2 separate regions of the Homo sapiens genome follow, and region 2 is linked to region 1. The links are chromatin loops, found by intact Hi-C in ENCODE. Cell type or tissue: GM12878. All regions are shown on one strand. Links, peaks and the distances in the headings refer to the core of each region. The heading gives the core; the rest is flanking DNA. Region 1 has its middle 56 kb from the start of ADTRP. Region 2 overlaps HIVEP1 (HIVEP zinc finger 1).

What was found. Hi-C counts contacts between places; a loop is a spot of excess contacts. Peaks named below come from ENCODE experiments on the same cell type or tissue, not always from the same donor. Only the 100,000 strongest peaks of a DNase experiment are listed, where the experiment ranks them.
Region 2: a loop joins it to region 1, with 6 times the contacts of the local background. A loop is called at or near these places in 1 of 110 quality-filtered maps.

Annotation. Positions count from the first base shown.
Region 1 is chr6:11,826,452-11,842,286 of GRCh38, reverse strand. No RefSeq gene overlaps it. Among named protein-coding and RNA genes, the nearest start is that of ADTRP, 56 kb to the right of the region's middle. RefSeq lists silencers at 3,958-4,140, 8,188-8,378, 8,226-8,455 and an enhancer at 7,666-7,965. In GM12878, for the core only: no CTCF peak of the experiment used is centred there; DNase peaks (open chromatin) are centred at 7,936 and 8,296; H3K4me3 peaks cover 746 bases; H3K27ac peaks cover 4,391 bases.
Region 2 is chr6:12,107,357-12,123,191 of GRCh38, reverse strand. HIVEP1 (HIVEP zinc finger 1) reads right to left here. Exons shown (of 9, transcript NM_002114.4): 4 at 1-3,302. Among named protein-coding and RNA genes, the nearest start is that of HIVEP1, 100 kb to the right of the region's middle. RefSeq lists enhancers at 3,794-3,903, 3,914-4,023, 3,742-4,036, 4,054-4,103, 8,813-8,862. In GM12878, for the core only: no CTCF peak of the experiment used is centred there; DNase peaks (open chromatin) are centred at 6,705, 7,441 and 8,834; H3K4me3 peaks cover 2,328 bases; H3K27ac peaks cover 4,674 bases.

The DNA.
Region 1 (15,835 bases), core at 5,290-10,289:
TTTGCCCATGCCTATGTCCTGAATGGTATTACCTAGGTTTTCTTCCAGGGATTTTATGGTTTATGTCTTACATTTAAGTCTTTAATCCGCCTTGAGTTAATTTTTGTATAAGGTATAAGGAAGGGGTCCACTTTCAGTTTTCTGCATATGGCTAGCCAGTTTTCCCAACACCATTTATTAAATAGGGAATCCTTTCCTCATTGCTTGTTTTGGTCAGGTTTGTCAAAGATCAGATGGTTGTAGATGTGGGCATTATTTCTGAGGCCTCTGTTCTGTTCCATTGTTCTATATATCTGTTTTGGTACCAGTACCAAGCTGTTTTGGTTACTGTAGCCTTGTAGTATAGTTTGAAGTCAGGTAGCGTGATGCCTCCACTTTGTTCTTTTTGCTTAGGATTGTCTTTGCTATACGAGCTCTTTTCTGGTTCCATATGAAATTTAAAGTAGTTTTTTCTAACTCTGTGAAGAAAGTTAATGGTAGCTTGATAGGGATAGCATTGAATCTATAAATTACTTTAGGCAGTATGGCCATTTTCATGATATTGTTTCTTCCTATCCATGAGTACGAAATGTTTTTCCATTTGTTTGTGCCCTCTCTTACTTTGTTGAGCAGTGGTTTGTAGTTCTCTTTGAAGAGGTCCTTCACATCCCTTGTAAGTTTGATTCCTAGGTATTTTATTCTCTTTGTAGCAATTGTGAATGGGAATTCACTCATGATTTGGCTCTCTGTTTGTCTGTTATTGGTGTATAGCAATGCTTATGATTTTTGCACATTGATTTTCTATCCTGAGACTTTGCTGAAGTTGCTTATCAGCTTAAGGAGATTTTGGGCTGAGAAGATGGAGTTTTCTAAATATACAATCACGTCATCTGCAAACAGAAACAATTTGACTTCCTCTCTACCTATTTGAATACCCTTTATTTCCTTCTCTTGCCTGATTGCCCTGGCCAGAATTTCCAATACTATGCAGAATACGAGTGGTGAGAGGGGGCATCCTTGTCTTGTGCCAGTTTTTAAAGGGACTACTTCCAGCTTTTGCCCACTCAGTATGATATTGGCTTTGGGTTTGTCATAAATAGCTCTTATTATTTTGAGATATGTTCCATCAATTCCTAGTTTATTGACAGTTTTTAGCATGAAGGGGTGTTGAATTTTATCAAAGGCCTTTTCTGCATCTATTGAGATAATCATATGGTTTTTGTGATTGGTTCTGTTTATGTGATGGATTACATTTATTGATTTGCATATGTTGAACCAGCCTTGCACCCTAGGGATGAAGCTGACTTGATTGTAGTGGATAAGCTTTTTGATGTGCTGCTGGATTTGGTTTGCCAGTATTTTATTGAGGATTTTCACATCTATGTTCATCAGGGACGTTGGCTTGAAATTTTCTTTTTTTTGTTGTGTCTCTGCCAGGTTTTGGTATCAGCATGTTGCTGGCCTCATAAAATGAGTTAGGGAGGAGTGCCTCTTTTTCTATTGTGTGGAATACTTTCAGAAGGAATGGTACCAGCTCCTCTTTGTACCTCTGGTAGAATTCGGCTGTGAATCTGTCTGGTCCTGGACTTTTTTTGGTTGGTAGGCTATTAATTACTGCCTCAATTTCAGAACTTGTTATTGGTCTATTCAGGGATTCGACTTCTTCCTGGTTTAGTCTTGGGAGCGTGTATGTGTCCAGCAATTTATCCATTTCTTCTAGATTTTGTAGTTTATTTGCATAGAGGTGTTTATAGTATTCTCTGATGGTAGTTTGTATTTCTGTGGGATCAGTGGTGATATCCCCTTTATCATTTTTTATTGTGTCTATTTGATTCTTCTCTCTTTTCTTCTAGTCTGGCTAGCTGTCTATTTATTTTGTTAATTTTTTCAAAAAAACAGCTCCTGGATTCATTAATTTTTGAAGGGTTTTTCATGTCTCTATCTCCTTCACTTCTGCTCTGATCTTAGTTATTTCTTGTCTTCTGAAACTTTTGAATTTGTTTGCCTAGTTCTTTTAATTGTGATGTTAGAGTGTTGATTTTAGATCTTTCCCACTTTCTCCCGTGGGCACTTAGTGCTATAAATTTCCCTCTAAACTCTGCTTTAGCTGTGTCCCAGAGATTCTGGTATGTTGTGTCTTTGTTCTCATTGATTTCAAAGGACTTATTTATTTCTGCCTTAATTTCGTTATTTACCCAGTAGTCATTCAGGAGCAGGTTGTTCAATTTCCATGTAGTTGTGTGGTTTTAGTGAGTTTCTTAATCCTGAGTTCTAATTTGATTGCACTGTGGTCTGAGAGACTGTTTTTATAATTTCCATTCTTTTGCATTTGCTGAGGAGTGTTTTACTTCCAATTATGTGGTCAGTCTTAAAATAAGTGTGATGTGGTGCTGAGAAAAATGTATATTCTGTTGATTTGGGGTGGAGAGTTCTGTAGATGCCTATTAGGTCCGCTTAGTCCAGAGCTGAGTTCAAGTCCTGAATGTCCTTTTTAATTTTCTGTCTCGTTGATCTGCCTAATATTGACAGTGGGGTGTTAAAGTCTCCCACTATTATTGTGTGGGAGTCTAAGTCTCTTTGTAGGTCTCGAAGAACTTGGTTTATGAATCTGGGTGCTCCTGTATTGGATGCCTATATATTTAGGATAGTTACCTCTTCTTGTTGCATTGATTCCTTTTCCATTATGTAATGCTTTTCTTTGTCTTTTTGAACTTTGTTGGTTTAAAGTCTCTTTTATCAGAGACTAGGATTGCAACCCATGCTTTTTTTTTTTTTTTTTTTTGCTTTCCATTTGCTTGGTAAATATTCCTCTATCCCTTTATTTTGAGCCTGTATATGTCTTTGCATGTGAAATGTGTCTCCTGAATACAGCACACCAACAGGTCTTGACTCTTTATCCAATTTGCCAGTCTGTGTCTTTTAATTGGGGCATTTAAGCCATTTATATTTAAGGATAATATTGTTATGTGTGAATTTGATCCTGTCATTATGAGGCTAGCTGGTTATTTTGCCCATTAGTTAATGCAGTTTCTTCATAGTGTTGATGGTCTTTACAATTTGTCATGTTTTGGCAGTGGCTAGTACCGGTTTTTCCTTTCCATATTTAGTGCTTCCTTCAGGAGCTCTTGTAAGGCAGGCCTGGTGGTGACAAAATCTCTCAACATTTGCTTGTCTGTAAAGGACTTTATTTCTCCTTTGCTTATGAAGCTTAGTTTGGCTGGATATGAAATTGTGGATTGACAATTCTTTTCTTTAAGAATGTTGAATATTGGCCCCCAATCTCTTCTGGCTTGTAGGATTTCTACAGAGAAATCTGCTGTTAGTCTGATGGGCTTCCTTTTGTGGGTAACCTGACCTTTCTCTCTGGCTGCCCTTAACATTTTTTCCTTCATTTCAACCCTGGTGAATCTGAAGATTATGTGTCTTGGGGTTGTTCTTCTCAAGGAGTATCTTTGTGGTGTTCTCTGTATTTCCTGAATTTGAATGTTGGCCTGTCTTGCTAGATTGGGGAAGTTCTCCTGGATAATATCCTGAAGAGTGTTTTCCAACTTGGTTGCATTCTCCCCATCACTTTCAGGTACACTAGGCAAACGTAGATTTGGTCTTTTCACATATTTCCATATTTCTTGGAGGCTTTGTTCATTCCTTTTCATTCTTTTTTCTCTAATATTGTCTTCATGCTTTATTTCATTAAGTTGATCTTCAATCTCTTATATCTTTTTTTCTGCTTGATCGATTTGGCTATTGATACTTGTGTATGCTTCACAAAGTTCTCATGCTATGTTTTTCAGCTCCATCAGGTCAGGTATGTTCCTCTCTAAACTGGCTATTCTAGTTAGCAATTTGTATAACCTTTTCTCAAGGTTCTTAGCTTCCTTGCATTGGGTTAGAACATGCTCCTTTAGCTTGGAGGAGTTGGTTATTATCCACCTTCTGAAGCCTACTTCTGTCAATTCATCAAACTCACTCTCCGTCCAGTTTTGTTCCCTTGCTGGCGAGGAGTTGTGATCCTTTGGAGGAGAAGAGGCATTCTGGTTTTTGGAATTTTCAGCCTTTTTGCGCTAGTTTCACCCCATCTTTGTGGATTTATCTACCTTTGGTCTTTGATGCTGGTGACATTCGGATGGGGTCTCTGAGTGGACGTCCTTTTTGTTCATGTTGATACTATTCCTTTCTGTTTGTTAGTTTTCCTTCTAACAGTCAGAGCCCTCTGCTGCAGGTCCGCTTGAGTGTGCTGGAGGTCCACTCCAGACCCTGTTTGCCTGGAAATCACTGGCAGAGGCTGCAGAACAGCAAAGACTGCTGCCTGTTCCTTCCTGTAGAAGCTTCATCCCAGGGGGCACCTGCCAGATGCCAGCCCAAGCTCTCCTGTATGAGGTGTCTGTCAACCCCTGCTGGGAGGTGTCTACCAGTCAGGAGGCACAGGGGTCAGGGACCCACTTGAGGAGGCAGTCTGTCCCTTAGCAGAGCTTGAGCACTGTGCTGGGAGATCTGCTGCTCTATTCAGAGCTGGCAGGCAGAAACATTTAAGTCTGCTGAAGCTGCGCCCACAGCTGCCCCTCCCACCAGGTGCTCTGTCCCAGGGAGATGGGAGTTTTATCTATATGTCCCTGATTGGGGCTGCTGCCTTTCTTTCAGAGATGCCCTGCCCAGAGAGGAGGAATCTAGAGGGGCAGTCTGGCTACAGTGACTTTGGCTTTGCCAAGCTGTGGTGTGCTCCACCCTGTTCGAACATCCCAGCAGCTTTGTTCACACTGTGAGAGGAAAACTGCCTACTCAACCCTCAGTAATGGCGGACACCCCTCCCCCACCAAGCTCGAGCATCCCAGGTCAACTTCAGACTGCTGTGCTGGCAGCAAGAATTTCAAGCCAGTGGATCTTAACTTTCTGGGCTCCATGAGCGTGGGATCTGCTGAGCTAGACCACTTGGCTCCCTGGTTTCAGCCCCCTTTCCAGGGGAGTGAACAGTTCTGTCTTGCTGGTGTTGCAGGGACCACTGAGGTATGAAAAAAATTCATGCAGCTAGCTCAGTGTCCACCCAAACAGCTGCCCAGTTTTGTGCTTGAAACGCAGGACCCTGGTGGTGCAGGCACCCAGGGGAATCTCCTGATCTGTGGGTTATGAAGACCATGGGAAAAGCATAGTATCTGGGCTCAAATGCACCATTCCTCACAGCACAGGCCCTCATGGTTTCCCCTGGCTAGGGGAGGGAGTTCCCCAACCCCTTGCACTTCCTGGGTGAGGTAACACCCCACCCCCCTTTGGCTTGCCCTCCATGGGCTGCACCCACTGTCTAACAAGTCCCAATGAGATGAACCAGGTACCTCAGTTGGAAATGCAGAAATCACCTGCCTTCTGTATTAATCTTGCTGGGAGCTTCAGACCAGAGCTGTTCCTATTTGACCATTTTGCCCAGGTCCCCTCAGCTGTGCAGGTTTTGATGCCACCACTTAGGAGACTGATGTCTTCCAGCTTCCAATATTCCAATATGGCTGGTTCAGTTAAGAAGAAACTGATGGGGGACCAGGCACAGTGCCTTGCGCCTGTAATTCCAGCACTTTGGGAGGCCGAGGTGAGTGGATCACTTGAGGTCAGGAGTTTGAGACCAGCCTGACCAACATGGTGCAACCCCATCTGTACTAAAAATACAAAAAATTAGCCTGGCGTGGTGGAGAGAGCCTGTAGTCCCAGCTACTTGGGAGGCTGAGGCTGGAGAATCACTTGAACCTGGGAGGCAGGGGTTGCAGTGAGCTGAAATTGTGCCACTGCACTCCAGCCTGGGTGACATAGTGAGACTCCATCAAAAAACAAACAAACAAACAAAAAAAAAAACTGATGGGGAAAAGAGAGAAAGTGTTGAATAGAGAGTGGAATAACCTAGACTGAGCCTCAGTCCTGCCTTAACCAGCTATATTTCTCTGGAGAATTCACTCAACTTTTCTGAGCTTCACCTTCCTCCAGAAGAGGAGAATTTGGTGGTCTTTATCAATTTAAAAATGTATATCAACATGCTTTCTAAGGCCTATATTAACCCTTTCAAGCTGAGGGATTATATTCTAAATCTAAGGTCCAAAAATCCAGTTTTGCTTGGTTCTGTCCAAAGGATGTCTCATTGCCTATCTATTTTTCAGTGAAACAATTTCTTTATCACTGACCATGGCTGCTCCTGTAACTTTCTTGAAAATCTGATGCAAGGATCCTGGTCAGATGAATGATAAACATGTGTTCTGTGTTGTCACCCACAGGCAATGAAGAATGGGCTGATAACCAACCTGAGATGCTCAATAGACATCTTATTGTATCAGGATCAGAATCCTTAGATCCATTGCACATGGCAAATTTAATGAACCTCGCCAAGGGGGTAATGTGAAAACATTAAAGGAAATAATAATTCTAAATCAGATAAGTATACTTTGTCATGCAAACTTTCCTTGTTATCAAGCTTTAAAAAACATAACCCCAATAGGGCCAAATTACAATGACAACTTCTCTCAGGCATATAATTATAAAAAATTAAAGGCACTTAAGAGGTCATTTAATCCAAACCCTACACTTCAGAGACGAGGAAATTGAGGCTCAGATGGGATAAACTATCTGGCCAAGAACTCACAGTTGCTTGGAGACAGACTAAGACCAGAATTCTGATTTTCTGATTCCAAGGCTCATGGGCTCTCTGTTTCACCTTGCTATCTACCCTAGATTTTAGCTGTGTTCTTTAAGCTGTACATTTCCAGAATGACCCTTGCCACTCTTGGGGTCTGTTCTGGTTCCTCACCTACAACCAAGATTACCACCACAGCTTCACTGACTTTGTGAGTGCCTCTCTTGCTTGGAGGGCCTCTGTTCCTAGCCTCTGGAAATCCCATCTCCTTTGATCTCTGTTTTCTTCATGGCCTAGCATTGTCCCTGCATCCAACCAAATGCAATCTGGGTTTGACACAAAGGAGGATTGTTGAAGAACCAGTTAGGAGACTTGTTTCCTCACCACACATTATTTTTGTGTTTTCATGCATCTCTCGGGATTTGAATGTCATTGCTGTGGAACAAATGCTACAGCCATCAGGGAAGCCACCAAGGCCAGAGACAGACCTCAGTGCCAATTGGATAACGCCTTTAGTGGAATTGGGGTCTGAGCCAAACCCTTTCATGTTTCCTGCTCTTAAAAGGGCATGCTGAAAGACAGGAGGGAAAGGTGGCCAGTCTAGCAACCCCAGGCTTCAGGACTGGCTTTCTCCTCTTGCCAGTGAGCAGTCAAACTACAAGAAGAAAAAAATTCATGCTGCCCCACCCCTTTTTTTAATGTCCAAAGAACATCAATTTTAATTTAAATGATTTCTGGAAAATGAATTGTCATTTTTTCTGAGAGAAAGGAAACACGGTCATGTTTGCATTCTCTTAAGAAGATGCAACAGCAAATACTTTTGGTACATACATTACAGGAAAAAAGTCAATAAAAAACAAGAAGAGCAAGATAAATGGATGATCATATTGATCTAAATAGAACAAAGACAGTTCCAAACCCATAATCTCTAAAAATCATTACACACACACAAGCATGCACCTATCTTTAGGAGTTTTTACCAATCGATAAGCAAAAACATGTATTAAATACCTATGTGTATATAAAAGGCACTGAGCTAGCAGCTTTTTTCTGATACCTGAATTCCAAAATTCAAGGGGTCTTATTACTAGCTAAAGGTAGTACTACCTAAGCAAGAAAAGAAAGAAGGCAGTATTGTATCCCATGCATACTCTGATACAATGTTCTTCAAGACCAGGTCACCCACCTGTTGGTTATTTTAAGAAGGGGAATTCTGGCGGCAGCTGGGACTCTGCCATAAATAACTTAGACGTCAACGTTCTAACACTGAAACCTTCTTGTCACATCTTTCTAAATGAATTTTGGAGGTATCTCAGGCAACTGGTCTGTCCAGAGCCATAGAAAACGGCAGAATCATGCTTATGTTCATGACCATTTTCTTTTTATCTGCCCTCTCCACCTGCAAGCTGGCTGTGGGCTTCGAAGAACTTTCCTTAGTGCGAAGGGCTGAAGAACAGCAACAGCACACAATCATCATTGTTACTATCTCAGGCTATTGACATCAACTCAGTCAAATAATTAAACCCACTCATATTTCAAAAGCTTCTAGTAACTATCATGGCCATTAATTTTAACCTCAAAATTCCACTCTCGGCATTTGAAGTTCTGCCAGAGTTCCTGATTACTTTGAATATTTGTCTCCTCCAAATCTCGTGTTGAAATTTGATCCCTTGTTGGAGGTGGGGCCTGGTGAGAGGTGTTTGGGTCACGGGGGCGGATCCCTCATGAATGGCTTGGTATCCACTTGTGGTAATGCAGGAGTTTTTGCTCTATTTGCTTACCTGAGAGTTGGTTGTTTGAAAGGGCCTGGTACCTCTCCCCTCTCTCTCTTGCTCCCTTCCTCTTGCTAAGTGATGCCTGCTCTCCTTCATCTTCTGTTGTGAATGGAAGCTCCCTGCAGCCCTCACCAGAAGCAGATGTTGCCACCTTGCTTTTTGTACAGCCTGCAGAACTGTGAGCCAACTAAGCCTCTTTTCTTTATAAATGACCCATTCCTCAGGTGTTCCTTTATAGCAAATGCACTGAGATAACGCCCAACCTCCCTGTGACTATGCTTCTGACCCACTGCAGCTTCACTGGCTCCTTCCTCACTCTGATTCTTCACCTGATTCACTGCTTCCTATTCTAATGGCTTTCCTGTTACCAAGAAGAGCTCAGTATCCACCTGTCTCCCCAAAGGCCTCCCTCTCATGCGAACTGAAAAAATCTTGGCTGGGCGCAGTGGCTCATGCCTGTAATCCCAGTACTTTGGGAGGCTGAGGCAGGCAGATCATGAGGTCAAGAGATTGAGACCATCCTGGCCGACATGGTGAAACCCTGTCTCTACCAAAAATACAAAAATTAGACAGGTGTGGTGGCACACACCTACAGTCCCAGCTACTCGGGAGGCTGAGGCAGGAGAATCGCTTGAACCTGGGAGGCAGAGGTTGCAGTGAGTCAAGATTGTGCCACTGCACTCCAGCCTGGTGACAGAGCAAGACTCCGTCTCAAAAAAAAAAAAAAAAACTTGACCTAAGAAGTGTACTATACATCCATGTGACACATATGTCTATGTGTGCAAGTGTTTTCTACATCATGGTCATTTGTAGGGAGGCTCACCTGCCCAGAGGTAAATAAAATTCAAGTTATTCAAAACCATGACATTAATGAATTCAACCTTAAAACTAGCATTAAAAATAACAACAAACACTCATGTTCAAGTGGGAACTTGAGCCACTGTCTTAATGTTTCTTCCAAAACTCAGCAAAAACAGGTTCTTTAAAGTTGATTTGAATATCTTTTGTTTATTTTGTTTATCGCTTGATTGGGACTAGAACATTTTTGTTGCTGTGCCCTTTTTTTCTCAGTATGTGTCAATGCACAACAATTCAGTTGGCTTTGACTGGCACTGGCATTTTCTCCCAATATGGGCATTTGCAAATAGGAAGAACAAACCGCATACATGTATATGTACATACCTTTACATATAAGCTCAAGCACAACTAAAACCCTACTTTTGTGAATGAGATTTAATCACTATATATCACATCTTAAATAAGAATTGTATAATCTTTAAAACATCCTAGTACTGAGTCTCATACTTAGAAGGTATTCAATAAATGTTTGCTGTAGCAACCACAGAAGATTTAGCTCACAAAAAGTCTAAGTGATTATCAATATAGCAGACCTTAGTGGGAACCCTTACTTATTATTTGATTTCCAAATATGAAATACATTCAACATCACCTTTGTTTTCTTCCATGGATTTCAAGAAGGTCTTAAGGGCTTTGGAGTTTCAGAGCCCCCCTTTTCTTAAATTGCTTTTCTTCTATGCTGTATATTAACCTATGGTTTTAAAAGATACTAAGCATATCCAAATAATCATCTGATTTTATAAGAAGAGAGTTGTGTTCATGGAAGTGTTTTTCCTACTACCAGTGAAAAGGAAGAATTTTCTGATAATTGTCTGGCTATCTGAGGGTCAGTGGAACAGATTAACTGACATCGACATCTCACATGTCCTCAACAGGAATACTTCTGAGCTGGTGTCCTTCACCCTTTCTAGGAACAAACAACTAATTTTCAAAGCTAGCTTTAAGTAATATTGATACGGAAGTGCTGGGAAGAGAAGAGTGTGGTCGCTATAAATGACAGGGAAGTGGGGGAAGAGAAGTGCTGGGTAGAGGAAGGGCGTGGCCCCTGGCTAGGGCTCCACCCCCACAGACCTAGGTGAGGACAGGCACTTCTGCCTTCGCGCCCAAATGTTGCATTTTCCAAGACCACACTGACCTGCCACGCCCCCATCCTGGGCCTATAAACACCCGAGACCCTAGCAAGACAGAGACAGAAGCAGCTGGAGGTCCAAAAGAGCACATCGCGGCGGAGGAACGCACTGGCCCCAGCTCTGGCGTGCCGATAGGCCACTGACCAGCAGAACGACGTGGAGTTTGCCGGGGCAGTCTGAGGAGAGCCAGGGCCGGTGGCGGACTCCAGGGGAAAACCATCTCCCTTCTGGCTCCCCCATCTGCTGAGAACTCCCCGATAAAACCTGTGCACTCACTCCATTCTTCAAGCCCACGTGTGATCCGATTCTTCCAGTCCACTAAGGCTAGAAACCTCAGGATACAGAAATTCCTCTGTCCTTGCGACAAGGTAGAGGGTCTAATTGACCTAACACAAGCTGCCTGTGGACGGCAAACTAAAAGAGCACCCTGCAACATACTCCCACTGGGGCTTCAGGAGCTGTAAACATTCACCCCTAGACACAGGCCGTGGGGTCGGAGCCCCACAGCCTGCCCGTCTGTGTGGTCCCCTAGAGATTTGAGCAGCGGGGCGCTGAAGACGCCAGCCACTCCCCTGTCGTATACCCTGCTAGTCGGACAAGGGAATCTTTCCTGTTTCAGTATTTAACAATGATAGTCATTCTTTGGGCAGAAGTTTTGATGCTGCTTTGCTTCAACTAGTTTAAGTAGATCTATTCCTTGGTTATCTAAAGAACCTGGTACTCCTCTCTCTTGCTCTCTTCCTCTTGCTGTGTGATGCCTACTCTCCTTCGCCTTCTGTGAGTGGAAGCTCCCGGCAGCCCTCACCAGAAGCAGATGCTGGTGCCATGCTCCTTGTACAGCCTGCGGAACTGTGAGCCAAATAAGCCTCTTTTCTTTATAAATAAGCCTCTTCCTTTATAAAGATCAAGATTCATGAAGCAATAAGAGTAATTTATGTTAGTTTAGTTTGAACATTTATGACGCAGCCAACTAAGAATCTCATGAAAATATATATCATGGAACTGAGCACCATGTTCCTGGTCTTGTTCTTCCTAATGTTTCTTCCAGACACAGACACATATGTTGTTGGGTTTCTGCAGGAGTCACTTGCAGAAGAGGAGAGCTCCCAAGGAGGGACTGAGCATCAAAGGTGGGTAAAATGTAACTACCACTGCCAGATCGGCTGCATGCATTTAACAGCTCCTAGTAGCGCTGTGAGAGTCATGTAGGCACTGCAAATCCAAAGAAGGCTCTGGGGACTCTGACCACATCCCTCTGTGACATTCTGCCACATGTAGGCGCTGGGTAGGCAGGCACATCTCCAGTCAAGGACCTCCATGAAGAAGAGGTCCTTGTTCCTTGCATCTTCCAGGACAAGAGATCTCTAGTGGGACCAGAGCAAAAGGATGCTCAATTCCATATAATTAAAAAGTCAATTGAATGAAATATCTGGATCACTAACTCACACTCCTATACCATGGATTCTACTGGATGATACAAGGACAGTGTGTTGTCTGTCTTGTCCAGAACGGTATTCCTAGCAGGCAGTCCAATGCCTGCTGCAGAGTAGGCATTCAGGAAATAGATTTCAACTGAGCAAATTGCATGAGCTGTTGGGGTAGGGGTAAAGAAACTGCGGTATCTTGTTTCCACAACTGCTGACGTTGGTTCACAGCTGTCAGGTGCTTCAGCTCCAAGGTCAGCCCTGAAGGGCAGCTGGTAAAGGCAGTAGCATTCACCCAGCCTTAGGCCTAATCTTTAATTATTCCCTTTAAGCCTGTTGCTGAATGGAGCTCCTGAAAGCACTTCTGCAGACATCAGTGGTGTTAGAATTGCCCAGTGCTTTCTGCTAAGGCTAGCGTTTCTTGGCTAACACTGTACTTGGTGTAACTTGGCTTGGATGCATGGTTGATCCCTAATGTGATAACATGGTTAAATGGTGGCTCACGTTTTCTTTTCACCTTAACAAGACTGAGGACTCTTGGGAGTTTACTATTCTGTAAGTTTGCTAAAGTTCGTTGATTTTTCTTCTCTCTTCCTGACCACATTAATTTGGAATAGAAGATATTTGCTTATTCACAACACTCAAGTCAGACTAAATATTCACTTTTGAGTGTGTATGTGAGTTTACTATCAGTCAAAATTCTTAAAAAATGAAAAAAAGTCAAAATGTGCCCTTACCGTAAGTATGTAGACAAATAATTTATTAGAGAAATACCATGGAAAATCTATCTAGTAGTTAAACCAGAGAATAAAAATCAGAAAATTATTTACTTCATTTGCACATACTAAAGTAGCTGGTTATCTTTGACAAATCAGTTAACCTCTCTGCAACTTGGATTTGTTACAGAGGTGATCAACAGTTTAATCACTCTGAGTTAGTAGACTGAGAATACCTTCTGCCCACCTGAGGGCTTTCCTTTGAAGAGATGCCATTGTTTTATATCCCAACTTATCGGGTTTCTATGTTTGATTGGTGGGAAGACAGTGCGTTGCACAATGCCTGGTCCATAACAGATGCTCAAGGAATATTTGTTGACTCAATTAACGAATGATTGAGGTGCTCAATATGCCTGAGAAATTTTCCTTTATTCTAGACAGGGTTTCGGAGTTTGTTCTATTCAAGCAAACAAGCTTGCTCTGAATTCTGTGGGTAGGAAAAAATGTCAGCCCGACAGCTTTTTCTCCCCCCCTCCTCCGTGAATGAGAAAAACAAAACAAAACAAAACATTTGAAGTAGTATAAAGAGGCAAATATAGACACCAAACACTATTAAATACAATTCAATTGTTCTTAATTGAGCTCAATCAAATTGTTTCTCACTTTGAAAGCTGGAGTATACGTCTTCCTTGCTTGGCAGGCACTTTTAACACTTCAGAAGAAATTACTGGATTGACAGAAAGAAGCTCAGAGAAACGCATATGGAAATTAAATAATTGAACACCATCATATCCAATTGATTTAAAGAAACTAAGTTCCTATTCTTTCTCCTGCTAGGCTAATTTACTATTCCAATTGACTGCAATGTGGCATTCAGCAAATATCAAATAGCTGCATGTGTCAGGGGCTTCCTTGTCCTCCACATTGACCTTGGATTAACCCTTCACCTCTTACTCCACAGCTAATTAAATCCTGTGGCAGTTCGGTGAGACATTCTTCGCTGAAATATTTAGTGAGGGTCTTAAATTCCTTCATACTTGTCGCAACCACTATGTCTACCTCCCACAGTACATCTGCTTTAGTGTCACAATATTTTGTCAAAAAACTGCAGGACTGCCATGGTAACATCATAAACCCGTCTCTCGCCCAATTCTTCAAGCAGTTTATAAGAATCCAGCTGTAAAAATTGGCCATAGGCTGCATGAACTGGTTGTTTTATGTGTGGTAGTTAACCTCTTTTCCCTTTTTTCTTCACCACTCCCACTCCAAAACCACTCATTTAAAAATATTTACAAAGTCATTTAACATTTATTTAGCCGTCAAATAGGAAATTGGAGTTGAGCTCAAGTTGACTTTTCTTACTATTATACTGCTTTCTGAGGTCAAAATTGTCACCTTTTTTTTTTCTCTTTGCCATCTGGGTGAGTTCAGCTGAAATCAGAAGTTCATTTTTATCCCTCTTTCATTTCCTCTTTTGTGGAAGTCTTCACTTCTCTAAGTGCCTTTTAAATTCAGTGGTAGCCCCATATACAGAAAACATACATAGGTATTTGTGGGAAAAGGGACAGAGATGGGAGGGACAAATCATTCTAGCACAGGAATCACCTTCATTTTCCTGGATCACATTTAACTGCACTTGAAATAGGTGAAACTGTTCCTTTTACCTTTTTCTTCAAAGAAAAGTCACATAAGGTATCTGTATCCCCATCATTCTTACTGGTTAGAGGTTTTCCCTTTGCACTGATTTGGGCACATATCTGGAAATCCCATTTGTCCCTATCCTAAGGCTTTAGATAAGGTGGGGCGAGGTTCCCTCACACATACTGGGTGAAGCTAACACAAGGGAACTCTGTCACCTAAGGAGAGGGAGATTTCTAAGTTTTGTGGAGTTTTTTTTTTTGGTTTTTGTTTTACCTTCTTTTACTTTTTATTTTTTTATAGAGATGGGGTCTTGCTGTGTTGCCCGGACTGGTCTTGAATTCCTAGACTCAAGTGATCTTCCTGCCTTGGCCTCCCAAAAAGCTGGGATGACAGGCATGAGCCACGGATCCTGGCCCGTTTTGTTCTTAAGTAAAATTAAACTTGTTAGACAAAAAGAAAGAAACAAAAAATCCAAGAAATCAACCAATATCTCCTGGAACTATTTTGAGTTAGAGCCATGGAAAGAATATAAATACATCAGCGCGGACGAGGCTTCAAGATGCCCGACAAGAGGCGCCCAGCACTGGCCTCCTCCACAAAGAACCAAAACCGCGAGTAGAAAAACGCACGTTGAATAGAGCCTGTCGGAGACCACACTAGAATTCAGCAGGAAAGTGACAAGGGACCCTGGGGGCAGGGAAGGAGAGGGCAGCAAAGCAGCCAGGCAGCCAGGATTGGCTGGGGGAGAAGGTAAGTGAGAGGCCCCAGTGGTCCACACAAGCACAGCGGACTCCTACATTCCTAGGCGCAGAAGAGCCCCTTGGCCTTTGGGGGCTCTGAGACTAGTACAGACAGCCATCTGCAGTAGGCATTGTTCCAAAGATGGGTTCACACTGGGTCCTACACACCCCTGGGACCCAAGCAGTGGCAGTGCAGTGGCATTTGGGGAGCCCATCCCCCGCCAGATTACACCCTGCCTTGGGGCCTAACCACCCCCGCACCCCACATGCCTGGAGTACCACTGACATACCCCATATCCACCCGGGGGTGCTACAGAACTACCACAGGATCCTGCAATCCCACCACTGGGTATTTATCGAAAGGAAAGGAAATCAGTACATCAAAGGGATACCTACACCTTGTTTCTTTCTTTCTTTTGTTAGACGGGTCTCACTGTGTCGCCCAGGCTGGCGTTCAGTGGTGCGATCACAGCTCACTGCAGCCTTGAACTCCTGGGCTCAAGTGATCCTCCCTTGTCAGCCTCCTGAGTAGCTGGGGCCACAGAGGCATGTCACTACAACTGGCTATTTTTTTTGTTTTTTGTAGAGATGGAATCTGTCTACGTTGCCCTGGCTGATCTCAAGCATTATCATTATCTATGTTGCTCTGGTCCTGGCCTCAAGCAATCCTCCTGCCTCAGCCCCCAAAGTGCTGGGATTACAGGTATGAGCCTGGCAGAATTTGGATATTTACTAAAGCGCTATTCACAATAGCCAAGATACAGAATCAACCTAAGTGTCCACAGACAGATGAGTGGATAAAGAAAATGTGGTAAATATACACAATGGAGTACCATTCAGCCACAAAAAAAGAATGAAATCCTGTCATTTGCAGCAACATGGGTAGAACCAGAGGTCATTATGTTAAGTGAAATAAACCCGGCACAGAAAGACAAATATCCAATATTCTCACTCACATGTGGGAGCTCTAG
Region 2 (15,835 bases), core at 4,400-9,399, 280 kb before region 1:
TCCAGTTCCGTGTCTCTGCAGTTCTATCTTGTCCTGGGCTGCTGAACTTATCTGTTGTTCCATGATGGTCGACAGCTTGGGATCCATGGTCTGCTCAGGGCCCCTGGCAACAAGGTGAATATGGGAGTTTTGCAACTGTATATTTTTATGCTGCTGGTCACTTCTTATGGTAACATTATGTTTAGGCAAACTGGGATTACAGCCCAGAGCATTCTGAAACTGAAGGCCTTCAGAACTTTTTGGAGATGTTCCACTTTCATTTTGCTGAAGTTCTTCATCATCCCCAACACTTTTCATTTTCCTCCTTTTTCTTATCTGGGGCGTCTGTTCCCAGATGCCGGAGGACCCAGCGACTCTGTAGTGTAGAATCTGAGGCTGCAGACCGCCGGGCACAGGGCTGTGCTCAGGTTCTCTCATGGCTACCTTTGTTTTTGGTCCATGTAACTCAGAACAGTAAAATTTCTTATGATTTTCAAAATTTTCCAGTTTCCTATACCTGTTTCTACAAGTTTCACACTCAAACATTGTCCCTCGCCCTTGATGAGACTTCTTTTTTTCTATATGTGGGCCTTGTGCCAGTGCCTTGCTCCTCACTGACATGGCTTCACCAGCAGCATGGCATCCTTGGTGGCTCTCATCCAGGGACTGTCCAGTACCAAGAACATGACTTTCATTTGCTGAAGAGTCTTCTATGGCTGCTTGTCTCACAAGTGTACGGGGATGCCCACTCTGGGGCACAGGAGCGTTAGGTCCCGATACAAAGACATCATCATAGAAAGCGCCAATTTTGTCATCAAATGACTGACTTCCTCTTAGTGGATGAGGAGGAGGTATTATATTTGCAGGTACTGCTGAATAACCTGTGGTCGGCATGGAATTACTTCTTGTGATAGGTAAACAGTCAAGTGAAGGTACAGACAGAAGAAACACTTGCTTTGATTTTTCAGTAGGGGTGAAAGGTGACTTCGGTATATCAGAGCTTGAACTTGTTCTCCGTCCCACTGGTTTTAAATCAAACTGGAAAGAATCTTTAAATATGTATGATTTGGGGGAATCAATGCTTCCTCGTCTTGACAGTGAGGTTCTCCGCGGCTTCACACTATCCAGTTGCTTGTCATCTACCAAAGCTTCATTGTCTGAGATAAGCTTCGATATCCGCTCCTCAAGTGTTTTTGTGGCCAAAGGTGGGCGCATCTGACCTGGTAAAAGCAATGCCTTTTCCCCTGTGGGCAAAGCAGAGGGTGTTGACGTGGTGACAAGAGCTGCAGAGGGTCCGTTACTCCTTCCAGAGTCTTGTTCTGTGCTGGGTAACCTTCTGGCAAAGGGAGTTGGTGGACTCACTGTTTGATCGGCACTTTCAGAACGTGAAAAGTAACCAGAATCCGTACTTCCTAAACTTCGAGGACTCAGGAGCTTTCCTTGCTGCTCTTGGGAGTAATCGGTAGCCTGCTGCCTTTGTAGCTGGGCGTGTACCGTTCCTACGTGAGAGTCTTGCTTTCCTTCCAGTGGATTCATGTCGCCTTTCTGGTGGGAATTCTCATTAGTCTCCAACCTGGAGACTCCACCCTGGGACATGTTGGCTGAAAGTGGCTGTACGTTTGTCACCTGAAGGTCCTTCTGCTTTTGTGCACTAGAAAGTTCAGGCTTGGGATCCATGGCCTTTGGACTGTCAGTTCTTAAGGGGGACACAGTGACATGGTGGACCACAACTTTCGGTAACTCTGTCACAGCTTGTGATTCTGCAGATCTGTCCTGTAGCAAAAAGTCACCTATCACATTTTCTGGACTGCTTGGAGTGAAGCTTGATTTTAGTAAAGTTTCAGCATTTGACATCCTCTTTATTATGTGCACAGGCTGCAGCTCCATGGCGCCCAGGTCATGCTGTCTCTCATCAGTGGCGCCTTCCTCCTCGCTCTCCCCACTGTCTTCTACGTCTGAATGAATACTAAGTGCTTTGGGGGACTCGTGGGACAAGAACAAGCCACCAGCATCTGGTTGCAAGACAAGACCCAGTTTGATAGTATGTGCGTGGGATTTCTTGTGCTTATACAGATTACTTTTAGTCTTAAATGAAAATCCACAAGTCACACAGGGATAGGGTCGCTCTCCAGTGTGGGAGCGGATATGCTTTAAAAGCACACTAGGCTTTGCACATGCTCTATTGCAATACTCACAAATATATTTTCCTTGTTTTTTTGGCTTCTGATCTTTCAGAAGAAGATTGCACATTTGCTCTACGCTTTGATTAACAACAGAGGCAACATGAGTTGAATTATAGATTGGCATGGGGGGCGACTGTGTAGAATTAGCCGGACTTATTGACAAAGGTGAAGCAGAATCCATTTGCTGGTTTTGAGGAGTAACCTGAGATCTACTGGAAGGTGAAGTTAGGCCTACAGATGATGTCACTGCTATATTATAAACCTGTTCAAGTTTGGCATTCTCTTGATTTTGCAGATTTGTCAGTGATCCTGTGAAACCTGAACACCCCGGAAGCTGTTGATTATGTTGGTTGGATTTGGGAACAAAGTGTTCATGTTGATGATACAAATGAGAAGCTGACTGCATTGCCCCTTGCTCATTCTTCTGAGCAGCAGACATATGGACTGTGTATGAGGTACAAGAAGACTGTGATTCAGCAACCAATTCCTGTGAAGTCTGATTTGGGGCATCCATTGAACTGTTTTTTAATTTGGGAGGGGAACGTGCAGTTTTATTTGGCCTCAGTTTTTCTGTCTTAATTGCACAAGGTGAGCCCTTTTGTGACAAGGTGCTCAGTTCTGGCTCCATTGCTTTCAGTAAGACATCGAATGCAGTGTTTGTATAGGAGGGGGACGTAGTGCCACAATGAGAAGAGATGCATTCGCTATTGTCAGTCCTGGTTTTACTTGACAAGGAACTTGAGTCACATTGTTCATCGAGGTCACTGAATTTGGCAGGATCAGCGCCTTCGGATCTCCATCTACGCAGTTCAGATGGTTGCTGCAGAAACAAGGGCTTCTTTGGGGAGACAGATTCTTCAGATTTTGAGGCTTCAGCAATTATTCCAGGTGTTTCTCCATTTTGTTTGGTAAACTGCTTCCCATTTTTTACAGGAATATAATTCTGTTTCTTGTGAGACTCCGAAGCACTATGAAGAACGGCGAAAGATGACTCTTCTGTATTTTGTTTATGTTTTGCCTGAAGAGGATTTCTCAGTGGGGATTTTGGTATTTTTTTCAGGTGATTCTCAGCTACGATCTTTTTGCGTTTCACACCTTTAAGGGATTCCGAAGTTCCTTTAACACCAGCCTGTAAGATTTCTGGAAAAAACAACAACAACAACAAACAATTGGTAACATTGTACATACACCAACTATAATTTTTTGAAAATTAAGATTACTATCATAAGGACATTATGACAAGTGAAGAAAGTATTTAAGGAAAGTCTATTTTTTAAATAAAATTGCACTTCTGCATTCCGGAAATTGAACAATGATGCCAATCAAAATCTATTGAAACACTCATTCAAAGACCTAAGTGTGCATTTCTAGAATGCTTATGTTCCTTTCTTGAATAATCAACATCCTGGAACTAGATCTTTCAAAACTGAATTATCTTTCCCCTTTTCACTATCATACTTAAACAGTGCTCCATGGGGTTAAAGAAACTGGTAACTAACAAGAAGTTTTGAGCTTGTCTTACAGCACTGCAGATAAAGAAACAGCTTGTTAGAACTCCCTCTGCTTGTAACAAAACTGGTTGACTGGTTGAAGCTGGTTGGAACTGGTATGGCTGATTGGGATCTGCACAGAATAGACTTCTTGCCAGATGAGGGACTTTCTGATATCAAAGCCAGTATTTTCACCACAGGTTTCACACCAACTCCCTCCGAATTTGCAAAGGCAACCCATGAGGAAGCACGAAGAGACAACTGTGCCTGCTCAAGGGACTTTCCAAACCTCCCCTCCCTTTCCAACAATCATTAACCAACCCCAAAACTCCTCCTCCAGCATCTCCTCCTTTTATATACTGCTTTAAGCTGGTAAGGGAAGACAGAATTGAGCCCATCTCCTGCATGGCTGCCTTGCCATTAATCTTTCTCTCTATAAAAATCCAGTGATTCAGTGTTTGGCTTTTCATTGTGTGCAGACAAATGGACCTAGATTGGCTTGGTAGCAATACCTGAGGACTCTGTCTACACAACAGTCTGAGAAGGCTGGCCAAAAAGAAGAAAATTCAACCCTTTAATGCTGAGTATTTGACTGTCTTATCTCATTAAGGTTCTTTTAAAACAAACTTTTCAGCAAATTTCTAAGTATGCAAAACTGATATTTTCAGGAGAAAAGGGGCTGCTAATATAATTTCTAGAGCAGACCATAGTCAGGACAGCCATGAAGTATTGCTGATGTAGCAATTATATCAATGAACAGAAAATTATGAAACTAAAATAATCCACTTATTTGTGGTTTCTTACCAACAAAATTAAAAAGTCATAAGGTTGTAATGGGCCTTGGTTTAAAAAAAATCACCACTTTAACTCAACAAAATATTCAATGGCTATGTTTCTTTGTCATTAGCAATAGGTAGGGCAGGTAGGCAGGTAGGGAGATAGGCAGAAAGAAGGTAAAACTTATTGCAAGAGAAATGAAATCACCTTAATTTCTAGTTGTGTTGGAAATAAATCAGTATTTAAGTGACAGTGCCCACAATCTATCAACTACTGTATTTTTGAGCAATAATTACTTGCCATGATTTACTTTGGTTTCCATTTGTTGGATTGTTGGGCATATGAACAAAAAATATTCAATCGTATATTACTCTATTTGTAGAAAGCCAACTACTTAATTCTCCACTATTTTCAAATAGCTGTTGCAACGTACATATTTGAAATTCATATTAGACCAAAATGTCTACACTGTAATAACTACTTATTGAGAATAAAATTTACATTAGAAATATTCTAGTAATATTGTGACATCAGTTTATATGCTCTCATATCATAGTTTAATGAAAAAAATGCATACTATTCCATTAAAGATATATTTACCCACCATAATAAAAAAAAAAACAAAAGGGGGTCTCATAACTAAAATATTTGAGCTAAAGAACAATAGAAAAAAGTATCAGTATTATTCACTTTTACAAAATGTTGAACAAACATTTTTTTATTCTCCAATCCACTCACTCATGAAATGATGTTTTCCCACTGGTTTTCCCTTATTAAGATGAATGTAAGAAAGTCAGTGATGCACTTTTTGACTCTCATTAACTCTATCAGGCAAGTAGGCAAAGTGAAAAATGATGCTCATCAACCTGGGCTGAGTAGTCTCTCTATCCACTTCCAAAAGCTAGATGTGGGTATCATAAAGGTGAAAGCCAGGAGGCTATTAAAATAAATACAAAAACAGAGATGAGAAACCACTTGGATGAGAAGCTAGCAGAGCTGAAACACCATGGACTTAAAAATAATCTACCCATGTCAGGCCCCATCCAGGACCTATTCAACCAGAGTCTTGGACAGGGTAGGTATGCCTGTTTTGCTCTGCTTCACAAACATTTTAAGATAAACTTTTATTTTTAGATAAAGTTATGTTATTCAAAATTAAATAATGTCTTATACTCCAAAGAAAAATGCAAAATTTCAACCCAGAAATACTGTATGTGATTTAAACAACAACAACAAAAACTGTAACCTTGTACTTAAAAGAAAATGACATTGAAGTTAAGATAAAGGAATTGCTAAACTTAAGATCCATATTTCTTTATAAGAGAAACTATTTTCTATAAATCTACTGGGAGTTAAGAATTGGAAAAACACATATGTTAAATGGAACTTTTGAACTACACGTTTTGATTTTACATATAGATGACCTCCTCTCTCATTTGTCAAAGCTTATAACACTTACATTTTATCTGTATCGTTGTTTATACTTAGTTATCTATTTAATTTTAACACTTGACTGGTGCTATTCCCTTCAAAACTTTGCATACTCCCTTGTTTTCTGGCAATTTGGTTTACACCTCAGAAAACTTTTCTTCTATGATATCTTCATATACGTTTTCTGGTCAACTTTTTTTGGAATAAAGTTCTTTTATTTAGGGAAAAGGTTTTTACCTTTTGTTTTCTCTACAATTTTCTAAAGCTTTTCTCTTATGTTGACAACTGAATTGTCACACCATTAAATTCTTTACTGTTTCATATTTATTCATTAGTTTTGGACTGATAGTATTTTGTTCTCATTTTATTCCCTTAGTTCCATATTTCCCATTTCATCTCATTTTATTGTCTCATATTAAGTTTGAACTCTTGCTTAAATACATTTATGATCTTTAGTTCTGCACTTAAAAACACTTGTGTTTCTGGAGTAATATTTCCTTTAAGGCAGAATTTGGGCCTGTCTTCCACATTCTCAAGGCTCTTCTACTGCCTGAGATCATGGGGAATGGTGATCTCACTCAGCACTCAGCTGAGAACATACTCCTGACAGTCTTTTTTGAGTTGTGTTCATTCTTCTGGATTTTGTTGGATCTTCTTTCTTTAACAGGTTCACTGTCCTTGTTCAAGGGATAAAGCCCACTCTACCACTGGTGCTTGGGAGGGGAGGAGGTAGTGAGATGACCCTGGACCTTGGATCAGTCTAAATTCAAGGACTTTTTTTTTTATTGTAAGGAGGGGAGAGGCTAGTGGAGGGGATGTGAGAGATGCAAACAGAAGGACGATGGCAGGCATATGTGAGAAGAATACTGCACTATCATTTTAGAGGTGGAAGTGAAAGCAAGGTGCCTGCCTCTCCATACATTTTTCACTCTCCACCCCTTGATTCTCAAGATCTGGGGCTGAACAGCTCAGAGTGGGCAGCTAAACCATCAGGCTAGGAATTATAGACAAATACCTTCTCTCGAGAACCAAGGCCCTAGAGTGGAAGGCAGCAGACCCTTGGGTTTTCAGATAATGAAATACCTGGAATAGTTTTTTAAACTTACCCTCATCTTGATTAATTTTAAATCTATCTATTAAAGAGTGACTGGAGTTATTTTCTCTTGTCCTCTTATCTATAGAAAAGAGCACAATCATCAAACCTTGTGGCTATATCTACAACATAGTCAAGAGGATGCATAGACCATAGTGCTTCAAAGCAGAAATAAAATTGGTATGAAGAGAAGGAGGAGACAGCTGTTCACCATTAGCACTTGTGCTTTTCCATCATTTTAAAGGCAATTTGTTGTTAAGGTGAATTAAATATAAAATACATTAGAGGACACAAAGAGAAAGACCAAGCAGTAGAAGGCAGCCCAAGGATTCACATGGAGCTTATGCAATGTGATCACTCCCCACCAACCCCACCAACCAGCACCCCCCGCGAGCCTCTGCCTCAGAGGAAGTACACTGGCTTCTATTCACCACCCTGATTCCAGAAATGTTGTCATTTTGCATGTTTGTTTTTACCATTACTAAGTTTAGACATACTTGGTGTACACCAGCATTGAAACACAACCCTCTCTCCTTACACAGGGAGAACTTACAGTCAGATTGGGAAGGGAAGAGAAAGATTCAAAATAGGAGTCAGGCAGCCACTGAAAACTGTATTCTCCCACTTGTCAGTGTGCTACCGGTAATGACTGAAAATCAAGCAGAAACTCTGAGGTATCAACACATCAAAAATCCAAACACGACTTCATATAACAGATACAAAGCACACTCAGGAGAGGGACCAAAATCAGCAGCACTGCCCCTGTCAGACCACTGACCTGGGCTTCGAAAGGAAAGCCAGCACTCTTCATCAGTTAGGGAGTCAAGAACAGCTTAGAAAGACCACAGGGGCCACTTTGTTAAAAAAAAAAAAAAAAAAAAAAAAAAAGAATAGTTGGGGAAGTATAAGTTAAGATTCCTGTGTTCTATGTGAAGTCACTGACACTTTATTTTCCAAGGCACAAATCTATTTATTAGGGCTTCTATGTTTCTTTGAAGAAGAGCACCAACGAGTTTGAAATATCACTGTCAGCTGTTTTTCAGGATTACTTCTAGAGAGTAACAGATTAAAAGCAAACAGATTAAAAGGCTCAAGAGTGCATCTTAGTTGCCAATAAAGTGTGGTAAAGCATATTCTTATGGTAAGTAGTAGGGATGATAAACCACAGCTCAGAGTGTGCTTAAAATCCTGTCTTGATTGAAGGTGAACCTCCAAATAAATCTCTTTTCAGATTTACTCAGAGACATGTCAGCTGAAAAACTTCAGATCTCTTTTGGGCCTTAGGAACATAAGTAGTACCTGTTTTCTAACAATTGAGATCATGCTCGGCCAGAAGGTCAAGAGATCAGACCAGGAGGCCATTCAGAAGGCTTTTTTCAGTAGTTTGTGCAAGAGTTAAAATGCTACCCTGAACTCAGGCATCAATCTCAAACTCAATATACATGCACAGAATTGTAAACTGTAGCTGGAAATTCAGGACAAGAAATTTTCAATAGGAAATGGTTAGGCTAATTATGGCACAGCCACTTAACATAACATTATACATCCATTTAAAATAATTACAAAGATTACACAGCAATATGAAAATTATGATACATTAAGTGTACGTGCACATTCTTTTTTTTTCCCTCTAGAGAGAGGTCTGGGCTAGAGGCACAGATCTGGGAATATGCGGTGAGAGCTGTTTTTGTAAAAGGACATAAATGATAAGCCAAAGAGAATATGCTGTGGAGAGGGGAGGTCTGACATGAGAAGGATGGGTAATCCCTACACTTAGGGGTGAGCTAGAAACAAAAAGAAACAAGGGGAAATCAGAAAGATGAGACAAAACATGTGATAGTGGAACAGCCAGGAAGTGGGGGTTTAGAAACTTTTAAAAAGGAAGATGTGGCCAATAGTGTTGAATATCACATTCAGATACACAGATGAAAATTAACAAGAGGTCCCTGGGCTTGGTGGTCACTGGGACTAGGAAGACATCATTATCTCTGAAAGCAGTGTCAGCGGGGTTCTGGAGGTAAAAACCCTATCATATACCAGTAAGGAGTGAAGGAGGGCATGAGGACGCGCAGGGCCCGCAAATACAGGCGCTCTCCTGGGGATATGGCTGTAAAGTAAAAGAGAAAGACAAGACGTCAGAGTCAGGGGAAAGGAGGGCAAGGGAAGTCTTCTTTAGGATATGGGAGGGTTGAGTGTGTTTATAAACAGGTAGTGAAAGTTGGCAGAGAGAACCAGAATAAAGATACAAGACAGAAAAATTAATTAAATAAAACAAATTTAAAAATTAATTAAACAAATTAAACAAATAATGTGTGATAAACAGGTATACTCAAGAAGCTACCACATAGATGTGGGAACAACTGGTGAAGATGGAGGTAAGGAAATGCCTGGGAGAAGTTTCGTGGCAGCAGCACATCTGACTAAAGCCTACAGAGACAGGCAGAGAGGGACAAGTCCTTTCCAGTTAGGGAACAGCATGACAAGGTGAGCAGGAAAATGCATAAGACTCACCTAAGAGCAGGAAGCCAACCTTGCTGTTCATCTATTAGTAGAGTGGGAGATAGGATGGAAAAGGTATTCTACAACCAGGTTACTCTAGGCCTTGAACACAAAGCAGAAGAGACTGGAATTCACTTAGCAAGCAAAAGGAAGCTACATTCAGATCATCACCAAGTTCTTCCCATTCCTCATGCAATGTAATTCAAGCATCTTAACATGGCCAAAAGACTGCAGGGACATCTGACTCACAACTCTCCAACCTCCCTCTACACCATTTCCCCTGACTCACTCCGCTTCAGCCTGCGGTAAACTTTCTCCTCCTCGAACTGCCCCATCTCGTTGCTGCCCCTGGGATTTGTACTTGCCATCTCCTCAGCATGAAAAGCCCTCCCTACACCCAACTCTCAAGATGACAGGGTCATTTTCAACCTTCAACTCACCGCACCAGTGTTACCTCTGGGCTGTTCCTCCACTCTACCTAAGGTCGGTGTCCCTGTCCTGCCCACCCCACCCTTCTTTACAGTCATAATCTAGAATGCCCTGTTTGCCTGTTTACATGTGTATCTTCTGCCTTTGAATTAGGATGGGCTGAGGGAGTCCACACTCACTTACAGGCTCTTTAACATGGGCCCGCACCAGGTGCTCACATGAGGGGCAGGACGAGGCCAGAGAAGTGCCCCAAGCGTGTAAGCAGAGTGGACAGGCATGAAGCCAACTCTCCCTGAGAGCTTCCTCCCCCTGAGCAAAGCCTTGGGCTTTAAGCTGATAGGGAAAGGGCAGCAGATGTCACCACAGGGACAGACAGAAACACCCTGCAGCCGGGAGAAGAACAGAGGAGGACACCCTCTACCCCAGGGGAGGCAGGAAACTGTCCTGAGACCAAAATCCCACACCAATAAAATTTCAGTCCCTTGCCATGGGGGAGGGGCTGGAAACACAGGGACCGCCAAGACTGAGGCTGGACCAGGAGATGGAGCAACCCTCCCCTCCCCACCCCATCCAGAAGCCCAGCCCTGTGGGGGAAGCAGCAGCAGCCCACTGCTAGGGGGGCGGTGAGGAGGTGGGCAGGGACTCCCCCAGCCTATGGCGCAGGAGGCTGCAAGCTGAGCAGGGGCACTAGCACTGAGAAAAGCCCCCAGAGTCCCAGTCCCCGCCATAAGCACAAGGAACCGGCAGGAAAAGGAAGAATAAACAGGGTAGTAGAAATACATGAAAAAAATAATGGCCAAGAATTTTCCCCAAATAATGAAAACAACAAACCATACATCCAAAAAGCCTAAATAACCCATAACTAGGATGATTAAGAATATGATACGAAAGAATAAGCATAAAGAATAAAAAAAATACTGAGAAAAAGAAGAAAAGGGAGAAAAAGAATTTAGACAATATATTCAAACTGCTGAAAACCAAAGATAAAGAGAAAATCCTGAAAGCAGCCAGAGGGTAGAAAAACATTACACACAGAGAATAAAAGATAAAAATTAAAGCAGACTTCTCAACGGAAACCATGGTGTGATATTTTTACACTACTGAAAGAAAAAAAAATTGTCCAACCCAGAATTTCATATTGAGAAATAATTTAGCTTTCAAAAATGAAGGCCATAGCAAGATTTTTTTCAGAAAAACAAAAGCTGAGAGAATTCGTTGTCTTCAGGCCTATACTGAAATGTTAAAACTTAAATGTGGATCTATACATATAAATGAAGAGCTCTGAAAATGACAATAATAAAATTATAAAAAGAACTTTAAGAATTTTATCACTTCAAAATTTCACCGTTTAAAAGATAATACAGTGTAAAGTTGTACTGTCCAATATGGCAGCATGGTGGGTGAAATAATGGCCCTATAAAATGGCCACACCCCAACCTCTGGAACCTGTAAATGTTTCTGAATGTGGCAAAGGGGACGCTGCAAATGTGATATGGTTACGTATTTTGAGATGGGGAGATTATCCTCGGTTACTGCAGGACTCTTTCAAATTTAATTACACAATCCCATAACAATGGAGAATCTCTTAGGGCTGAAGTCAGAGGTATTGAACAACTGAAGAGGCAGGAGAGAGACAGGAAATGAGACCTGACCTGCCATTGCTGGCTTTCAAGACGGAGAAAGAGAGCTCCCGTCCAAAGAACATGGTAGCCTCTAAAAGCTGGGAATGGACTTCAGCTGACAGCTCACAAGAACATGATGACTACAGCTACAGGACTAAATTCTGCCAGTAACCTGAATAAGCAGGAAAACAGAATTTCCCCTGGAGCCTCCAGAAGACAGACCTGCTGACATCATCATTATAGCCAGGTCCTGTGTCAGGCTTCTGACCTACAGAACCACAAGACAGTAAGTACTGTGTCAACTGCTAAGTTTGTAGGAATTTGTTACGCAGCAAAAGAAAATGAATACAGGTATACCTTGCTTTGTTGAGCTTCGCAGATACTGTGCTTTTTGCATTAAGGGTTTGTGGCAACTCTGCATGGAGCAAGTCTGTCTTGGCACCATTTCTCCAAACATATGCACTCACTTCTGGTGTGTGACATATTTTTTCTAATTCTTGCAATACTTCAAACTTTTGCATTATTATTATATCTGTCATGGTGATCTTTGATCAGTGATCTTTGTTTTTACTGTTGTAATTATTTTGGGGCTGCATTAATTGTGCCCATGTAACACAGTAAACTTAATAAATGTTGTGTGTGTGTTCTCACTGCTCCATCAACTGGCCATTCCCGTCTCTCTGCCTCTCCTTGGACCTGCCTATTACCCAAGACACAACAATGTTAAAATTATGCCAGTTAATAAGCCTACAAGGGCCTCTAAGTGTTCAAGTGAAAGGAAGAGTTGCATGTCTCTAGCTTTAAGCCAAAAGCTAGAAATGATTAAGCTTACTGAAGAAGGCGTGTTGAAAGCTGAGATAGGCTGAAGGCTAGGATGCTTGTACCAGCCAGTAAGCCAAGTTGTGAATGCAAAGGCAAAGTTATTGAAGGAAATTAAAAGTGCTACTCCAGGAAACACCTGAACGACAAAAAAGCACAACAGTCTTATTGCTGATATGAAGAAAATTTTAGTGGTTTGGACAGAAGATGAAACCAGCCACAACATCCCTTAAGCCAAAGCCTAACCCAGAGAAAGGCCCTAACTCTCTTCAATGCTATGAAGGCTGAAACAAGTGAGGAAGCTGCAGAAGAAAGGCTGACAGCTAGCAGAGGTTGGCTCAAGAGATTTAAGGAAAGAGGCCATCTCCATGACATAAAAGGGCAAGGTGAAGCAGCAGGTGTTAATGTAGAAGCTGCAGCAAGTTATCCAGAAGATTTTGCTAAGATAACTGAGGAAGGTGGCTACAGAAAACAACAGATTTTCTATGTAGATAAACCAGCCTTCTATTGGAAGAAGATGCCATCCAGGGCTTTCATACTAGAGAGAAGTCAATGCCTGGCTTCAAAGCTTCAAAGGACAGGCTGACTCTCTTGCTAAGGGCTAATACAGCTGGTGGCTTTAAGTTGAAGCAAACGCTCATCTACTATTCTGAAAATCCATAAGACCCTTAAGAATCATGCTAAATCTACTCTGCCTGTGCTGTACAGATGGAACAACAAAGCCTGGATGACAGCACATCTGTTTATAGCATGGTTTACTGAATATTTTAAGCCCAATATTGAGAGTGACTACTCAGAAAAAATAGATTTCTTTTAAAATATCACTGCTCATTGAATAAACCTTGTCATTCAAGAGCTCTGATGGAGATGTATAAGAAGATGAATGTTGTTTTCATGCCTGGTAATACAATGTCCATTTTTCAGCCCACGGATCAAGGAGTAATTTTTACTTTCAAGGCTTACTATTTAAGAAATTCATTTCATAAGGTGATAGCTGTCATAGACAGTGATTCCTCTGATGGAGCTGGGCAAAGCAAATTGAAAGCCTTCTTGAAAGGATTCACTATTCTAAATGCCATTAAAAGCATTCATGATTGATGAGAGGAGGTCAAAATGGCAACATTAACAGGAGTTTGGAAGAAGCAGATTCCAGTCCTCAAGGATGACTTTGAGGGATTCAAGACTTCAGTGGAGGAAGTCCCCGCAGATGTGGTGGAAACAGCAAGAGAAGCAGAACTAAAGTGGAGCTTGAAGATGTGACTGAATTGCTGCAATCTCACGATAAGGCTTGAATGGATAAGGAGATGCTTCTATGGACGAGCAAAGAAAGTGGTTTCTTGAGATGAAATCTATTTCTGGTGAAGATGCTGTAAACGCTGCTGAAATGACAACAAAGGATTTAGAGTACTACATAAACACAATTGATAAAGCAGTGGCAGACTTTGAGAGGACTGACTCCAATTTTGAAAGAAGTTTTACTCTGGGTGAAATGCTATCAAACACCATCCTATGCTACAGAGAAATCTTTCATGAAAGTAAAAGTCAAGGTGGCAAACTTCACTGCTTTAAGAAATGGCGGCCGGGCCCTGTGGCTCACGCCTGTAATCCCAGCACTTTGGGAGGCTGAGGCGGGCGGAACACGAGGTCAGGAGATTGAGACCATCCTGGCTAACATGGTGAAATCCCGTCTCTACTAACAAAAAATTTAAAAAAATTTAAAAAATTAGCCGGGCGTGGTGGCAGGCGCCTGTAGTCCCAGGTACTCGGGAGGCTGAGGCAGGAGAATGGCGTGAACCTGGGAGGCGGAGCTTGCAGTAAGCCAAGATCGCGCCGCTGCACTCCAGCCTGGGCGACAGAGCGAGAGTCTGTCTCAAAAAAAAGTAAAAATAAAAATAAAAAATAAAAAGAAATGGCAATGAGAGGTGACAGCATGCTGGCAGTCCTGAGAGCCCTCGCTCCCTCTCGGCGCCTCCTCTGCCTGGGCTCCCACTTTGGCGGCACCTGAGGAGCCCTTCAGCCCACCGCTGCACTGTGGGAGCCCCTTTCTGGGCTGGCCAAGGCCAGAGCCGGCTCCCTCAGCTTGCAGGGAGGTGTGGAGGGAGAGGCGCGAGCGGGAACCGGGGGTGCGCGCGGCGCTTGCAGGCCAGCTGGAGCTCCGGGTGGGCGTGGGCTTGGCGGGCCCCGCACTCGGAGCAGCCGGCCGGCCCTGCTGGCCCCGGGCAATGAGGGGCTTAGCACCCAGGCCAGCGGCTGCAGAGGGTGTACTGGGTCCCCCAGCAGTGCCAGCCCACCAGCGCTGCGCTCGATTTCTCGCCGGGCATTAGCTGCCTTCCTGCGGGGCAGGGCTCGGGACCTGCAGCCCGCCATGCCTGAGCCTCCCACCCCCTCCGTGGGCTCCTGCGCAGCCCAAGCCTCCCCGATGAGCGCCGCCCCCTGCTCCATGGCGCCCAGTCCCATTGACCACCCAAGGGCTGAAGAGTGCGGGCGCAGTGCACGGGACTGGCAGGCAGCTCCACCTGCAGTCCTGGTGCAGGATCTACTGGGTGAAGCCAGCTGGGCTCCTGAGTCTGGTGGGGACGCGGAGAATCTTTATGTCTAGCTCAGGGATTGTAAATACACCAATCGGCACTCTGTATCTAGCTCAAGGTTTGTAAACACACCAATCAGCACCCTGTGTCTAGCTCAGGGTTTGTGAATGCACCAATTGACACTCTGTATCTAGCTACTCTGGTGGGGCCTTGGAGAAACTTTATGTCTAGCTCAGGGATTGTAAATATACCAATAGGCACTCTTTATCTAGCCCAAGGTTTGTAAACACACCAATCAGCACCCTGTGTCTAGCTCAGGGTTTGTGAATGCACCAATTGACACTCTGTATCTAGCTACTCTGGTGGGGCCTTCGAGAACCTTTGTGTCCACACTCTGTATCTAGCTAATCTGGTGGGGACGTGGAGAACCTTTGTGTCTAGCTCAGCGATTGTAAACGCACCAATCAGCGCCCTGTCAAAACACACCCCTCAGCTCTACCAATCAGCAGGATGTGGGTGGGGCCAGATAAGAGAATAAAAGCAGGCTGCCCGAGCCAGCAGTGGCAACCCGCTCGGGTCCCCTTCTACGCTGTGGAAGCTTTGTTCTTTCACTCTTTGCAACAAATCCTGCTGCTGCTCACTCTTGGGTCCACACTGCCTTTATGAGCTGTAACACTCACCACGAAGGTCTGCAGCTTCACTCCTGAGCCAGCGAGACCACGAACCCACCAGAAGGCAGAAACTCCGAACACATCCGAACATCAGAAGGAACAAACTGTGGACACATGCCTTTAAGAACTGTAACACTCACCGTGAGGGTCCGCAGCTTCATTCTTGAAGTCAGTGAGACCAAGAACCCACCAATTCTGGACACAGCAACAGCCACCCAACCTTTAGCCACCAGTACCCTGATCAGTCAGCAGCAATCTGCATCGAGGCAAGACCCTCTACCAGCAAAAAGATTATGACTGGATAAAGACTCAGA